2 separate regions of the Mus musculus genome follow, and region 2 is linked to region 1. Evidence: chromatin loops called from intact Hi-C (ENCODE). Cell type or tissue: heart. All regions are shown on one strand. Links, peaks and the distances in the headings refer to the core of each region. The heading gives the core; the rest is flanking DNA.

What was found. Peaks named below come from ENCODE experiments on the same cell type or tissue, not always from the same donor. Only the 100,000 strongest peaks of a DNase experiment are listed, where the experiment ranks them.
Region 2: it touches region 1 in a loop (2.7-fold over the local background); 1 of 42 quality-filtered maps calls a loop at or near these places.

The regions. Positions count from the first base shown.
Region 1 is chr16:93,604,915-93,610,681 of GRCm38, reverse strand. It overlaps Cbr1 (carbonyl reductase 1), which reads right to left and starts at 2,845. Exons shown (of 3, transcript NM_007620.2): 1 at 2,428-2,845; 2 at 1,786-1,893; 3 at 333-887. The coding sequence starts at 2,716. The coding sequence ends at 451. In heart, for the core only: no CTCF peak of the experiment used is centred there; a DNase peak (open chromatin) is centred at 2,831; H3K4me3 peaks cover 1,399 bases; H3K27ac peaks cover 716 bases.
Region 2 is chr16:93,708,646-93,714,412 of GRCm38, reverse strand. Dop1b (DOP1 leucine zipper like protein B) reads right to left here and starts at 2,506. Exons shown (of 37, transcript NM_027293.1): 1 at 2,345-2,506. It overlaps Gm41501 (a long non-coding RNA gene), which reads right to left. Exons shown (of 3, transcript XR_876265.3): 3 at 4,781-5,705. In heart, for the core only: a CTCF peak has its summit at 3,407; DNase peaks (open chromatin) are centred at 2,712 and 3,272; H3K4me3 peaks cover 2,116 bases; H3K27ac peaks cover 1,165 bases; H3K27me3 peaks cover 288 bases.

The sequences.
Region 1 (5,767 bases), core at 935-4,934:
CTGATGTTCACTGTCTGCAGTCACACCGTGCCATCCCTTGGCCTGAGTTCTGTTTTAATTAAACGCCTGGGATGAAGGCAGTTTTGCCTGAAAGGCATCTGTAGAAATGAGGACTGAAGACATGGCTCAGCAGGGAAGTTCCCTTGCTGCTCTTGTAGAGGCCAGAGCTCCTTTTCCAGCACACATGAACAGGCTTACAACATCTTTATGCCCAGTTCCTGGCATCCACTGACTCTCCTGGCACTCAAGAGCACTGTATGGGTGTAGCACCCTTCCTGATATACACCAAAGACAATCATATGAACAAAATAAAGGACAACTTAAAAACATTTGTAAACCTCTGTGCATTCAAAGAATTCTATGTTTATTTTTCAGAAGTGTTACTACATTATAAATGTCCTTGGCCTTCATAAAGTCTGGATACAAGGGGGTGGGAGGTGAGAGTTGGGTTCACCATGGTTCAACTTTTTTATCTTGAACAAACTGCCCATGAGGCCCCTCTGCATCTGGAGGCAAAAGGGCCAAGTACACAGGGGTCTCTGCTCCTTCTTCTGGGCTTTTGGTGGCTTTTGGTCCTGCCATGTCGGTTCTGACCCACCCAGGGCAGCAGGCATTCAGAAGGATCTTGTCCCCTCTCCTCTGCTCATTAAGTTTCCTGGCAAGGATTCTGGACAGGACTGTCACCCCAATCTTGGTGACCCCATATGCACTATTAGGCCAACCTTCTTCCGCATGGACTCCTTTCTTTGTATCTTCCACAAACTTGTTCATGAGCCCCACCAGCTCCTCCTCTGTGATGGTCTCGCTTCGAAACTTCTGCTGCAGCTCCAGCCTGCAGTTTTTCAGGGCCCTGAGACTCACCATGCTGGACACATTCACCACTCTGCCTAAAAACACATCACCATGTACAAGAACAGCACTTTACATCTGGTGAGAATTGTATCAGAAAGATTTCATGTGAGACAGGGATGCACAGAACAGGAGTTAAGTAGCAGAGAATCTGGTTTTTTGCTTTTGAGGTTTGTGTGAGCAGAGAAGCCAGATGACCGTGAGATCTGGTCCAGAGGGGAAGACAGGAGAGAGGACAGGAGTTCTGAGAGAGCCATACTTAGTCAACTCTATACCAGAGACTCACATTTTCAAAGTGGCTCCCTCATCATTACTGGTGTGTTTAATGACTGGTCATTCACGTGCTATTCAAAGACTTGTGGTATGAGAGCAGTTCATGAGAAATGTAATGTGATAGTTTGTTTTTCCAGAAAGGTTTCTCATGTTGATGGAGCACTAACATGAGCTCGGAATAAGGAAGGGTGAGATTATAGAGTCTTGTGAGCCCTGCTAAAGGCCTGATTTTCTTCCTGAAGGATTTTAGGAGGGGCTGAGTGCTGTAGAGAGGCAAAGAAGTCCTGCTCCAGAAAGGTGGTTTCCTCAGAGGGTTTGTAGGGTTCATCTTGACAGCTGAGAGCTGCTGTGGAGCTGGGCTGAGGGATGTAGTTGGGTACAATCTTAGCACTTGTGGGGACAGGCCATTGTGGCCAGTGGGATGTCAGTATGTATGCAAAATATTTCAGACATAATTGGAGTCCTAAAGCCCCTAATGGGTGAGGAGGTGGAAGAAGTGGATGCTGGAATCTTATCTGAAGATTAAGAAGAGCTGCGTATGCAAAGAGAAAGTCAATGGCCACAAAAGAATTGAGATCAAAGGTCTGAGCAGTGCCTCACAGTGGCAGAGAGGCTGTGCAGTAGGGAGAGGAGCTGAGCCCGGAAGTCACCTGGCAGACTCACCTTGGGGTTTTATTAGAGGGAGCAGCTCCTTGCAGACATCTCGGGTACCAAAAAAGTTCGTTTTCATTGTCACCTCTGCTTGAATGTGGAAGGGGGTGTCGTCATTGACTTTCGGGGGGGGGGGGGGGAGAAGAGAACCGAGTTAGCGGAGTGGAAATGTAAAGACCTAAGTAAGCTAGAGCTTTAGAGATCCACTTGCAAGTACAGTCTTGTTTACATACAGCTCTGCATCACTGTCCATCTGACAATTTTCTATTGTGCTTGAAAGACACCACCACCACTGGGGGTGGCTAGGTGAAGTTTGTATATATCAGGATCTTAAGGAAACACCGTTTCCCTCTGTCTCTTTCTCTCTCCTCAATCTCTTGCTTATTTCAGTATCAGATATAGTTCCACTTAAGTATCGCCAAGTCCAATTCAATTACTCAACAACTGGGTGAGGGAAACCTAGAAATGATGGCGAACATTGAGGCTCTGCTTTCCTGCAGCCCCTACTACCCTGTCCTGTTTCTCCCAGGGGATCTGTTTCAGAGTCCTACAGCATAGTGCTCCTGGTCCTAGTAATGATCCCAGAGAGGCACAGCCCACCTTGCCACCAGGCTCTGGGGAAGCCACCTTCCATCTCCACACCCAATGGCTTACCCTTGAAGGCGATGCCTGCGTTGTTGACCAGCACGTCCAGGCCTCCGTATTCCTTGAGCAGAAAGTCGCGCAGTGCGCGAATGCTCTGCGGGTTGTCGATGTCCAGCTGGTGGAAGCGTGGGCTCAGGCCCTCCGCCTGCAGCTTTTGCACTGCCGTTTGGCCCCGCTCCTCGTCCCGCGCCGCGAGCACCACGTCCCCGGAGAATTTCCGACACAGGTCACGAGTGATCGCGAATCCGATTCCTTTGTTAGCACCGGTCACCAGCGCCACGGGTCTGCTGGAAGACATGGCTGCGTGAGAAGGGAGGCCGTCGGAGACCAAGGAACTTGGCGCAAACTCTGCCTCTCGAGGCTGCTGGAGAGTGGTTCAAGACCGGTTCACTGGCGGACTGAAATTGGCGTCGACAATGTCGCACCTAGCACGCATGCGCAGTTTAAGCCCCCTCCCTACGGGGGGCGTGGCTGGTGGGGGGTGTGTTTGTTGTTTAGTGTGGATTTTAAAGTTGCCTCTTGTCAAATTGCTGTGTATTTAGGAAATGGCTCACCTTACCTGAACTCCGTTTTTTTTTTTTTGTTTTTTGTTTTTTTTTTAAATAAAAGTTTACCATGCAACGAAAGGTGTCAGGTTGTCTGTTATCTCAGATTATGCATTATGCAGTTGGGGGTTACATACCAGCCAGGAAAAAAACCGGCCAGGTCAAATGACTGACATCTCAGGCTTTTTCCTGAAGGCGTGTTGAAGCCAGCTGCCAGGCAAGACTGCAGGAGAAGGCGAGAGAGAGAGAGAGAGAGAGAGAGAGAGAGAGAGAGGGAGGGAGGGAGGGAGGGAGGGAGGGAGGGAGGGAGGGAGGGAGGGAGGGAGGGAGGGAGGGAGGGAGAGAGAGAGAGAGAGAGAGAGAGAGAGAGAGAGAGAGAGAGAGAGAGAGAGAGAGAGAGAGAGAGAAACACAGCTTTGCACCTGGAAATCATGCATTCAGCTTGCCCACGGGTCTAGGTCTTCCTCATTACTTGTATGAATTTTTCACTGTTTTCCCCAACTTGCAAATTGGACCTCTGTACGTTTTCTTTCTGGTGTTTAAAAAAAATAACATAAAGCTGCCACTTAAGTTGTAGGAACTTGAATTGTAGGACAAACTGGGAGATTATGATGAGGAATCGCAATTTGTGTTGAATTCACCTCTTAGGACACCAAAGCAAAGCTATTGGGGTAATCTTTGGGCAGGAAACATTCCTTACTAGCCTGTGGTATCCCTTTAGATACTTCTAATTGCTTTGTCTTACCTGGATGTTTGTATTGAGTGTACAGATGTGTACAGGGCCTTCAGGGGATGCTGCTCTTCTGTGCACCACAATGCACCCTTTTAGTCCCTTTTTAAGATGACATGATGCCATATGCTCGCAAAATGACATTTGGTTCAGTCGTGGGAAACAGATTTCGTCACTGGTTCCTAACACCCTGGCTATAGGGATCTCCAGGTCAAGTTTCGTTTCCTCTCCATTCAGTAGGTTGCTATTAGAAACAAGTGGCCATTTAGATTAAAATAAGACATTTTAGTTATACTGACCCCACAGGAAGACCTCTCTGTGTGTATGAAGGTCATTGTATTAGGAATACAGTAAAATAAAGGAGACAGGTATAAGATTTCCATTTCAAAATATTCTACTGCCTCATATACATTGCTTGTAAATTGCCGTTCAAAGTAAGCTCCTAGTCAATTGCTTAAGAAACCTGAATAATCCAAAAAAAAAAATGCTGCCCAGGGTGGGATGGCTCAGCAAGTGAGGGCAAGGACCTTGGTCACCCAGCAGCCTGAGTTCAATCCTTGGAACCCATGTAACCACAGGAAGCAAGAACGGTGTATGCGTGTTCTGATTGAACCCATGTCTGCGTACCATGTGCCATGCCCAGAGGGCAGAAGAGGGCACCGGGCATCAGATCCCACAGACTGGAGTCACACGAGGTTGTGAGCTGCCGAAAGTATAGTAAAACACCACGTATCCACAGCAAGACAAGCTTCCAGTTCTGTTCAGACTCCTCTTTTGTGACCTCAGGTAAATTTATTCATTCTGTATGATTTCCTTGGCATTTTAGGTTTTGTGTCCATCACAGTCAAGGCATAAAAGGATCTTGTTGGTCTTGCTTGAGCAAACACCCCTCCAGTGTCCTCGGCGCTCAGCAGTGTCACATAGATGTGGTCACACCTTGCATGGTCTGGATACCTGCTCTGTCATCCAGGATAATTTAGCTGTTTATGGTTTGCTCTTTTATATATCAGTGACTATTTGGTCTGCAATCTCCATACCCCCAGGGACTTTCTTCTGTTGCTGGAGTGAGACAGATGTTCATTGAATTATTTCAGTACAAAAGCCACGCAGGGGTAGTTCGTGGTGTATAAGGAACCTTGAGGGCAGTGCAGATCCTGCTGTCTTAATAAACAAAGTTGCAGAAGAGCATAATGAATGACAATTAGGGGGTGGGGGAGGTTTTGGGAGACAAGCTAGGGTCCTCCTGATCACTCTTGATTTATTATTTGCGCCTTGCATTAGAAACTGCCTCAATCTGTTAAAGATGTTTCAAGACAGATCAAAGCCATTCAAGATGAACTTGGCTCTTTGCCACCATGGTGGGGACTGACCTCCTCAGTGCATCCCACGGAGTGATGTACACTCTCCTCAAGGGACAATGCTGTCTTTACAGCAACCAATCAAAGGTGGCTTGTATGAGGCCCAGAGGCTTAGGGACCAGATACTGAAAATCCAGTGTCCTTCTTGCATCCTGGCTCCTCCCCATTCTCCTGACTTTCCTCTGTATCCTCCTTATCCTGACCTTTTGGCCTTTTAACCTTTTTCCCCCCTTCATCTTCTCTGGAGACAGGGTTTCTCTGTGGAGCCCTCACTGTCTTGGGATTTGCTAGGTAGAGCAGGCTAGCATAGATCCACCTGCCTCTGCCTCCAGAGTGCTGGGGTTAAAGGCATGTGCCATCATACCGAGCCCTAACTTTTTTGTTTGTTTGTTTTTTTAACAGAAGTTTCTCTTGGATCGTTTCACTGACATTACTCAGTTATTCATACAAATCAAAGCCAAAACAGTACTTCTTTTAGAGTCATGCCAGATCAAACCCCTAGAAAATGATGCTCCCTGCCAGCAGGAACTAGGTAGACAGAAACAGTCGCCCCTATCCTTTGCATATAAAGGATCTGGAACAAACACCGCACCCCCCCCCCGCGACCCCCCCTCCCAATCAAGACCCTGAAATTGAATTCAAACGTAGCGATTCAGAGATTGCAGAAATAAAAAGTAGCTGATATTGTTAGCATCAGGACCTCCCAAACCTATGAC
Region 2 (5,767 bases), core at 1,203-5,202, 100 kb before region 1:
CACAAAGTCTATAAGCTCCCTGCACCCACCCCCACCCCCTGTTCCTCTAAGGAATTTTCAGTCTGAACTCCAATACAACAGCAGTCCTGAAATATCCCAAGCATAGTTTGTTTATTAAGTGTCCCAGAACAAAGATTCTCAAGCAGGACTGGGTCTCTAGTCTAACTTGAGGAACTACTTAAATAACTGCAGCTGAATAAGGCTGACATGAGGTGACAGAGGGTAGGCTAGAATACTGACTGAGTCTGGGCTGGGGAGGTGGCTCAGTCAGGTAAGTGCTGAGCACCTGAACCATCCCCACAACCCAGATAGAAAGGCCAGATGTGCTGGGTACACATTTGTAATCCTAGCACAGGGCTCTGTCCACCAGCCTGGCCTAACCTGGGCTCCCGGCTCAAGGAGAGACTTTGCCTCAAAATAAAAAGGATGTCTTTCCTGAGAAAGGAAGCCCAAAGATTGGCTGCAACTCACTCTCTCTCTCTCTCTCTCTCTCACACACACACACACACACATTCTCACACACTCTCATACACATACTCACATACACTCTTTCTCTTACACACACATACACACTCTCACACACACATACACACTCACACACTCTCTCCTCTCTCTCTCTCTCTCTCTCACACACTCACACACTCTCATACACATACTCACATACACACTCTCTCTCTCACACACACACACACTCACACACTCTCATACACATACTCACATACACTCTTTCTCTTACACACACATACACACTCTCACACACACATACACACTCACACACTCTCTCTCCTCTCTCTCTCACACACACACTCACACACTCTCATACACATACTCACATACACTCTCTCTCTCTCACACACACACACACACTCACACACTCTCTCTCATACACATACTCACATACACTCTCTTACACACACATACACACTCTCACACACACATACACACTCACACACTCTCTTCTCTCTCTCTCTCTCTCTCTCTCTCTCTCTCTCTCACACACACACACACACACACACACACACACACACACACACAGAGCTATCCGAGTCTGGTTTGGACAAGAGAGGAAAGAGGAAGGCAAGCTATCAGCAAAGGAGTCCTCGGAGCCCACAGGTGTGGACTCTCATGATGCCAGGAAGAGCTGCATCACTGAGACGGTGAGTGTCCAGGATGACAGAGAGCGCCTGGCTGCCCTTGGCAAGGAGGCTGTCAGCCAGGTATGAACAGGCAGCAGGTGCAGTTCTTTCTCTGTGAGGGCCCAATGCTGGCACAACTGCACAGGTAAGAAGCTCAGAGGTTATTCAAGCGAACCCCTTCAAAATACGGGCATGGGGAATTACAACACTACACAGTTTCTGTGTCAGCTCTACACTGATTTCACTTACGAAACACACTGGAGTCCCACAAGGGACATTACTGCCGAAAGATGGGGATATTAGGGATTAGTGGTAGGCATAGGATTCGGGCTCAGTTCTGTTATACAATGGCTAGGTCAACCTCTAAACAGCCCCTCTCACAAGCCATCTCCAACACCTATTTTTGTGAGATACAACCGCAGTTCAGTGGGCTGATAGCGCTATGGAGGCTACAAAAGATAATACGCAAAGCCCTATGCACACGTGCACCCGATACCTTTACCTTGAAACAGAAAGCATTCGTAGGAGTGCTCTCGCCTTACCCATTCCTAATTTCTAAGCTCAGGTGAAGACGCAAAAGCCATCTGCTGGATCCGGAAGTCGGTTGTAAACATGCTTACAAGGAAGGAGTATGATGAACACAGTAAAAGCCGACAATCAGCAGCCTTCCTATTTACTTGCTGATAATGTCCCTGCTTCTACAGCGCATCAACCCTCTTTACCAACTGGCCCAGTTTTGAATTCGGTCTTTTACACTGAGATCAAATAGCACTAGAGGGGGGAAAAAAAGCAAGACACCTGACACTTCACAGGAATAGCTTTTAAAGGTGGGGTGTCCTCAACAACCCTACACAGGCTTCCCGAGATGGGGACTGCTGTCACCGGGTGAGCACCTCCTCCGCGGCTTATCCGCCGGCGCAGGGGCAGGCTGGCTGGTGCACGCCGGCTGCTGGGACACCATTAGGGAACCTGGAAGCCCTGCCCAACAAAGGCTGAGCTTCCAGAACGGCCCTGGGCCGGCTAGGCTGACAGCGGTGGCCATTCGACCTCCACCTGCGGCCCGAGGCCCGCTCGCACGGACCCTGCCAGGCGCAGAAGGCCGGGTCTGAAGCCCACACCCACGCGCGGCCGTACCCGCACTGCAGCAGACGCGCCACCGCCCGAGCTCTACGCCTCTGCCGCTCCGGGCCCGCGGGGACCACACTTACCGGCGGCCGCGGACCTCGGCGGTGGGCGTGGGACGGAGCCCGTCGGCTGCGGGACAAGGCGGCTCTGCGCTTCGGCAGAGACCTCGAAGGCGGAGGTATCGCTGCGCCTCCGCCCAGCTGCCGCCACTCCCGGGAACTGGGCGGCTGGGGGCGGGGCCGGAAGGCGGGACCTCGGGGGGCGGGACCTGGAGGCAGGCCCTCGGCGTGGGGCGGGGTCCTTAGCGGTGACTGGGAGGGGCCATTGTAGGCGGGGTCATGACGTTGCGCGTGAACGGGGGCGGAGCCTTAACGGTATGGCGGCGCCTCTCTCCTCGTGGGCGGGACTCTAGGCGTGTGGGCGGGGCCTTGGTGGCGGGGTTGGTTTGGCCTCTGCGGCGTGGGGCCGCGCCCTGGTCAGTCACATAGGGCGGAGAGCGAAAGAGGAGACTTGGAGGCGGAGGGGTTGGGGGAGGGGTCTGGCAGAGTGGGTGGGGCCTCGGTGCTCAAGGCGGGGCTCTGGACGCGTGGAGCTGCCAGTGGACCGATGGTGGGTGGGGTCTCTGAGGGCGGGGTTTTTGGGGCTGGAGGCTGGTCTAAACTTGGGGGGCCAGTGGTGGGCGTGGCCTTGCGATGTAGTCGGGTAAGGTCTCACATAAACAGGCAGGTAAAACCCTGGGCTTGGGGGGTGGGTATGGGGAAGGGGGCTGAGTATGGGGAACCTTTGGGATAGCATTGAAAATGTAAATGAGGAAAATACCTAATAAAAAAAAAAAAAGAGAAAAAAAAAAAAACAACAACAACAAAAAAAAAAAACCCTGGGCTTTCCGGACTCTGGGAGCAGGGCCTTCCCAGTGTCGTGCACCCTTGGGCTTTGCGTCAGGACCACACCCACAATCTTCATCGTGGGGTGGAGGCAGGAAGAATCCCAGGTAACAGGAACAGAAGGCTTGGGGGTTCCGGGTTAAGGTGTCCATGCATCCTCGAAGAGTGATGGGGTCTGGGAGCTGGCAGGATTCACTCTGACATTGACCGTGTCTTGATGACGCCAGCAGCAGCGCTGCCAGATGAAACAGCGCCTTCTACCGACTAAGGTTATTTCAGTGATAGCCTATTCCATGAAAATTTTAGAAAGAGCTATCTAGTGCTGGCTAGTTTTATGCCAATTTGACACAATCTAGAGTCAGCTGAAAGGAGAGAACCTCGATGGAGAAAATACTTTCATAAGATCTGGCTATAAGCAGACAAAACCTTATTTTCTCAATTAGTGATTGATGGAGAGGGCCCAGCCCATTGTGGGTAAAGACATACCTGGGCTGGTGGTTCTGTGTTCTTTTTTTTTTTTTTTCTTATTTTTTTTATTACATATTTTCCTCAATTACATTTCCAATGCTATCCCAAAAGTCTCCCACACCCTCCCACACCCTCCCCTACCCACCCATTCCCATTTTTTGGCCCTGGCGTTCCCCTCTACTGGGGCATATAAAGTTTGCCTGTCCAGTGGGCCTCTCTTTCCAGTGATGGCCGACTAGGCCATCTTTTGATACATATGCAGCTAGAGTCAAGAACTATGGGGTACTGGTTAGTTCATAATGTTGCACCTACAGGGTTGCAGATCTCTTTAGCTCCTTGGATACTTTCTCTAGCTCCTCCATTGGGGGTCCTGTGATCCATCCAATAGTTGACTGTGAGCATCCACTTCTGTGTTTGGTTCTGTGTTCTATAAAAAAGCAAGCTGAGGGCTGGAGAGATGGCTCATCAGTTAAGAGCACTGATTGCTCTTCCAACGGTCCGGAATTCAAATCCCAGCAACCACATGGTGGCTCACAACCATCCGTAATGAGATCTGATGCCTTCTTCTGGGGTGTCTGAAGACAGCTACAGTGTACTTACATATAATAAATAAATCTTAAAAAAAAAAAAAGCAAGCTGAGCAAGCCAGTAAGCAGCACCTTCCATGGCCTCTGCATCAGCTTCTGGCTCCAGGTTCCTGCCCTGCTTGAGTTCCTGCCCTGACTCCTTCAAAGGTGAACCATGATATGGAAGAGTAAGCCAAACCCTTCCTCCCCAAGCTGCTTTTGGTTGTGGTGTTTCATCACAGCAATAGTAACTAAGACACCATCCAAATCTATTTAGTAATTGCTTATAAAGCTCAGTGAATATTTTTTCTGGGAAAAATAGATTATATCAGATTCCAAAATAGATATATCCAGGAAGGCAAGTAGGCTAATCGGGTAAAGGCACTTGCTGCTCAGAGTTTGATTCTTGGATAAGAAAACCAGCTTCTAAAAGCTGTCTTCTCACACACACACATACACACACACACTAAATGTAAAAAACAAAACAAAACCCAGATGACAACCCTAACAGGAAGGGTTATGTAAATGGCTGAAGTCTGGTTCCCTAACTTTTATTCCATCCATCTGCTAGATACAAGTACTCTAGTCTTCTCAGGAATGGTTTTTATGTCTGGTCTTGAAATGGAAAGGGTGGGGAAGCAAAGAATTGAGCCAACTTAACAGGAAAACATTAATTTCAGTAAAGTTAACTTCCCAGTGAAGGTTTGATAAACTCTCATCTCAGAGCTTAGACAAAATGGCCAAACAACAATTGGCATGTTTTGTTGTTTGTTTTGTTTTGGCTTTTTGAGACAAGGTTTCTCTGTAGTTCTGGCTGACAGGGAAGTAGCTCAGTAGAGCAGGCTGACCTTGAACTCACAAACATCTGCCTCCTGAGTGCTGGGATCAAAGGTATGCGCCACAGCACTCAGCTAGGTTTTTTTTTTTTTCCCTTGACAGTCTTCAAGGTTTAACCAGCTCACAGCCCACTGAACAGAGGGAATTGAATTGTGTTATAGCAGTAATGAGAAAGCCCACCCACTTGGGCCAAACCTAACATATACAAATCTGTCACGGCACAGTGCCCTAGCTGGGTTTCCGTTGCTATAAGAAAACATGGTGACAAAAAGCAATTTTGGAAGAAAGCAGTTTATTTTGCTTACATGTCCCTAGCACAGTGTACCGTGAATTCAGGCCAGGCAGGAACTTGAGGGAGGAATTTGGAGACAGAAACTGAAGTAGAGGCCATGGAGGAATGCTGCTTACTGGCTTGCTCAGCTAGCTGTCTTATATTTTCCAGGATCACCTGCCCGGGTGGTGCCACCTCCAGGGAGCTGGGCCCACGTGCATCAATTATTAATCAAGAAAATGCCCACAGACTTGCCTACAGGCAATCTGATGGAGGCTTTTCTCAGATAAGGCTCCTCTTCCCAGGTACATTGACGTTTGTGTAACCAGCACATGCAGGCATTTAAAACCGTCTACATGTCTAGTATTTATATCCAGGGATGAAGGGGTTAAAGCTTGGCTGACTCAAAATTTGTAAGCTGTTAAAAAAAAAAAAAAGAAAAAGAACATCTCAATTTATAATCAAGATTGGCAATAAATA